Linked DNA regions of Homo sapiens: region 2 is linked to region 1. A link is a loop called in an ENCODE intact Hi-C map of the cell type or tissue named here. Cell type or tissue: spleen. All regions are shown on one strand.

Evidence for each region. Hi-C counts contacts between places; a loop is a spot of excess contacts. Peaks named below come from ENCODE experiments on the same cell type or tissue, not always from the same donor. Only the 100,000 strongest peaks of a DNase experiment are listed, where the experiment ranks them.
Region 2: a loop joins it to region 1, with 4 times the contacts of the local background. A loop is called at or near these places in 29 of 110 quality-filtered maps.

The regions. Positions count from the first base shown.
Region 1 is chr4:112,098,597-112,101,096 of GRCh38, reverse strand. The region is part of intron 1 of LINC02945 (long intergenic non-protein coding RNA 2945); the gene reads left to right. Among named protein-coding and RNA genes, the nearest start is that of LINC02945, 12 kb to the left of the region's middle. In spleen, a CTCF peak has its summit at 1,254 (motif pointing left); no DNase peak of the experiment used is centred here.
Region 2 is chr4:112,533,854-112,536,353 of GRCh38, reverse strand. All of the region lies in intron 3 of NEUROG2-AS1 (NEUROG2 and ZGRF1 antisense RNA 1), which reads right to left. Among named protein-coding and RNA genes, the nearest start is that of NEUROG2, 19 kb to the right of the region's middle. In spleen, no CTCF peak of the experiment used is centred here; no DNase peak of the experiment used is centred here.

The DNA of each region.
Region 1 (2,500 bases):
AAACTGACAGCCATATTCCATATTCTTCAAAGTTTTTATGTTGTTTGTGGTTTTGATGATCATGTGAACCATCCCCACATTATGCAATTTATTGGTCACAAATTAAAACTAAAATGGAGTATAAAGTTCTGAGAATATGAGTCTTGAACAATAAATAAGCCTTCAGGTATTGATATGTTATCTTAATTTGGCTTTAGTCATTCCTTATCATAAGTTTTATTTATTTATTTATTTTTAATATAAACTTAAAATAAAATCCTACCCCCCTTCCCCACCAACTGAACAAACCCCCATTGTGCCCAAGAGAACTCCAGGAAAACCTTAAAACTGAGTTCCCAGCCATGATGGAATGGGAGGTCAGACACATCTCATTAAACCCTTTCTCTTTTATGGTTTAGACAGAACAACTGATCAGCATTAATGTTAAAATAGAGATCATAAGACTGACAGAACAAACTCTTCGTGGCAGTAAGATACCATATTACACCATGATACAAACAGGACCTAAGGCCATGCCAGGCAAGGATTAATTCACGCACCCCCTACACTTAAGTAATAAACTAGGTTTTTCTTTTTCTCTGTCAGCTAAACAAGCACTGGCTTCGAGATAAGCAATATTAAAACAATTTGCACCTCTACCAGATTCTGACCCCCACTCCCTGTTCCACCCACTCCCTGTTCCACCAGCCATAGCTATAGCTTTGATTGGACAAGAGACTGATTTCAATAACTTTCTCCTGATCAGAAGATCATGGACCATGGACTGGTTCTGGGCGGTTTACAGATATTGTGCACTTGTATGCCTTCCTGCCCTGAAAGAAACTTTTGATTTATAGGGCCTAATTGTAAATACATTTAAATGTTAAGTCTCCACCCCAAAGTAAACATGGGTCATGTTACATGCATGTTTGTTCAATAAGCATGTAACATCCAATATGTGTCAGGACCACCCTCATGAATATTCATAGCTCCTCCTATACCTGTTGAATATGTACGTTTAGCCAACCTGTTCAGCATAAAGCTCCCACTCCAAGCACTCCTCCTGTGAAGTGCCTGTCTCTGGTCTTGCGGGAGGCATTTTTCTAAATGCCTTTAGAAGAAACAAAGTCTTTCCTTTTCTAAATCTACATTTATAAATCCTATTTTTTTTTAAGTTAACATAAGACAAGGTTTTTACATGTAACATTATTGGCTTTGTTTACCTTTATTATTTTCCAAAACTATGGCACCATCTACTGGTAGTTTAAAGAACGGTTCTACATGCTTAGATAATGGAAACGGTTCAATCCTACATCCCATGTATTTACAAAAGACAGTTCACATTACTCCCTCCTCCTCTTGCCAATTCAATGCCTTTTAAAAAATCTACTCTGTCCCTTAAAAGTCCGTTTTTACCTCTCCAGCAATGCCATCTACTTCTGTAGTTTCTATTGAACCATAATGTTCAAACTCCAACTCTGATATTTTTTCCTGATGTTTTCCTAGCTTTGTCTTTTCAACTGCTAACTGAACTGGATACCTTTTCAACTCCAGCTGAAAGGCATCAGCTGGATTAAGGATGGCTGCTGTTAAGCCATCTCTGGCAGCACCTCATACACATCAGAAGTCCATCTTTGTCTCATCTCACATAGGACAACTCTCTGTTGTACTTTGCCTTTATTTCCAGAAACTGCCTTCTGTGTCCATACCTTCTGCTTTTGTAGTCCAGCTCACTCACTTAACTCACATCTTTGTCATCTATGCCTTTCTCTATGGAAATTTTCTGGCGCTGACCTATTTCTGGCTATGGAACCTCTCAACTATGATTTCCTCCCCTTGCTGGATCATTCCTGACAGCAACTCTCGGATGCTGCATTCTCTGAAGCACTTAGATGCTTAGAGCCCTTAGATGAGGGCTCAGACTAGCCCTTGGTCTACCAGTAGTTATACTGGCTGCTTATCAGAGTGCTGGGAACCCTTCTTAAAACTCCAGATACTCAGATCTCTCCTCAAGGGATTTGATTCAGTAGCTCTACTGGAGACCCTGGGAATTTTAATAAATGCCTCAGAAGATTTCTGGTACAGCTGTTTCATTTGGGAACCAACAGCCACAAGATAAATTATGTGTCACAGAACACAAAGCTCTGCGTAAACTGGCCCAAGTCTATCGCTGTGGTTTCATATTTTGCCATCTGATCTGCCATTCTTCTGTAGGCATTTTCCTTATTCCTTGTTCTTTCTCTTTTTGCTCCTTCCTAGTTGGAAAATTTCCTCTCATCTTTTTTTTTTAATTTTAATTTTAATTTTTTGAGATAGAGTTTCGCTCTTGTCACCCAGGCTGGAGTGTGGCATTGTGATCTCGGCTCACTGCAACTTCTGCCTCCCAGGTTCAAGCAATTCTCGTGCCTCAGCCTCCCGAGTAGCTGGCACTACAGGCGCCCGCCACCATGCCTGGCTAATTTTGTATTTTTGGTAGAAACAGGGTTTCACCATGTTGGCCAGACTGGTCTTGAACTCCTGA
Region 2 (2,500 bases), 440 kb before region 1:
TCACAGAATGTCATCCCAAAGAGTAATGTCAGCTGCAGCAGGCCTGGTTTATATCTAGGAGTCAGATTTTAGTGCTCTTGCCCCAGCCCCTGTCCATTAGAGCACAGTCTTCACTCTTTCCTTTTTCCCAAGACTTTTACAACAGAAATGGGGTGAGAAGCAGCTCTCACTTTTTTATTTCCTTCAAACACCCAGTAAGGGAGTGGGAGATCGATGAGCTCATCTACTTTATCTTTCTTAAAGAGAATAATAAAACATTCTTCTGATTGGGTGGTGTTGACCATTGAGGAGTTGTCTTTGGCTCCATCATATATTTTGAGTGAAAACATACTATCTGAACCCTGAATATTAATATGGTCTTTATATTTATTTTCAGTAAGAAAAAGATAACAATATTTGACATTAAAAAAAAAAATCCCCAAAGCCCAGGCTAACACATTCTTTATCTTTGTCATCTCAAATTCCAAGGTTGGATAGACATGAATTGAACTTTAAGAAGTATCCTGTTCAATAACAATCAAAATATTAAAATTTCTTAGGATTTTACAATATACTCAATAAGCCAGTTTTACAATTATAGCCATCAAACATCTATACATAACAATAATCTTAAAACAATGTCTCCCAACTCATGTTCAGTAAATGATAGGATTATATAAAAATGTCAAGATTTTAATTTATAGAATAAGTCTATTAGTTTATGTATCACAAATTGAAATAGAATGAAATTTCTAAGCTTTAATCTACTCATCATTAATTGCTTACTTTATATAGTATGTGTGTTGGATTTTTTTATTTTTGAAGATTTTTTCACAAACATCTCATTTACCCCAGTGGGGGGGATAGGTATTTTCCCCATTCTGTACATGATTAAGCCAAGGATCAGAAAAATTGAAGTGATCCACCTAATCTACCATGAGTAGTACCAGGCAGGGCTGGAACCCAAGCTAACCCAACTCTCAGGCTAGGCTATATTGCACCACCTGCATTGTAAGTCACTTTATCAAAGGGTAAAAGACACCGAAACCAAAAATTTTACAGTCCTCTTTGACCCAACTAGACTAATGTCCTGATCATTTACCTTAGTTAATTTAGTATGCAACCATTTATTAACAATTTTTTTTTTTTTTTTTTTTTTTTTTTGAGACAGACGGGGTTTCACCATGTTGGCCAGGCTAGTCTCGAACTCCTGACCTCAGGTGATCCGCCCGCCTTGGCCTCTCAAAGTGCTGGGATTACAGGCATGAGCCACTGTGCCTGGCCTATTTGTTGAACAGTCTATACCTTCCTGGTAAATATAATTTTTACTAGAGAAATGGGTTTGTTGATTTCTCCTTGAATGTCTACATTTGCTACTATAAGATGTAGTTTGCTACTTAATGCAAGAGAAATATTATTAACAAAAATGTATAGCTGAACTGGTGATTCTTAAAATTCTCAAAAGTAGGTGAAAAAATAATATACTTTGCTTTCCTCTGTAGCCAGCTCCTGTCCTTATTCAAAATTTGAATTGTGAAAAATTATAGGTTACTTGAATTTATGAAGCTTAGCTTAAAACTTCAAAATAAAACATAACTTTTGGTATTGCTCTTTCATATTTGAACAAAAAACATTTGATTTGGGATGCCAAAGCAAACCCAAAATGCTGCTTGTTCTTGACTATGGTTTAATTTAAAGACAGCTGTGAAATATCTTTATACTAATTAGATTTGTTTATATTAAATAAGAATGAACTGGAAATTGGTGATTTACTCGACAGATATTGGACCTTGAAAATTAAATAATTGTTCTAAAAACATTAGATCAACACTGATTTGAAATCCCTGGTTTGTAATTAGCCATGAGTGAAATGTGTGTTTAGTTCAAGTTGTGTGTTTGGTTTACATTAGCATGACTTGATTATAAAATAAAGGAAAAATACTATCCAAATATCTCTGCAGTCCTCTAAGTTTCTCTCATTCTGAAACACTAGTTAGGTTGATTTTTAAAAAATTCTCTGTGAGTGTCTGAATTATTGCAAATCTGGTCCTGATAATAAATGGAGATGTATGTGTGCATGCTTGCACGTGTGAAAAATCAGGAAGCAGTCACCTTGCAGGCTAAAGAACTGGTAGAGAAAATTTCCTAAGTGAAAGTTTTAGGGTACCTATGGTAGCCAGCCTCTTTAAAGACAGATATAGTTCATTTCATTGGACAAATTATGATGGATTTGTGGCTTCTTGAAATAGAACTAATTATTTCTGTGGTGCCATTAAAGTCAGTGCATCCATTGAGCATCTGCTCTGTGGCTGGCCCTTTGTGCACAACAGGCATATGCAGCTTGTTTTATGTGTTAGGCCAGGCATGGAGTGCAGAGCTAGTTATGTACCACTCCACCCCGACATGGGGCAAAGTAGAGCTCTCCCTGATGGAAAAACTTAGGGGCATACTCGAAGCAAGAAAATCAGCCTCCTTTGCCCATTCTTTTGGAATATATATTTCTAAATAAGAGCTAACATGA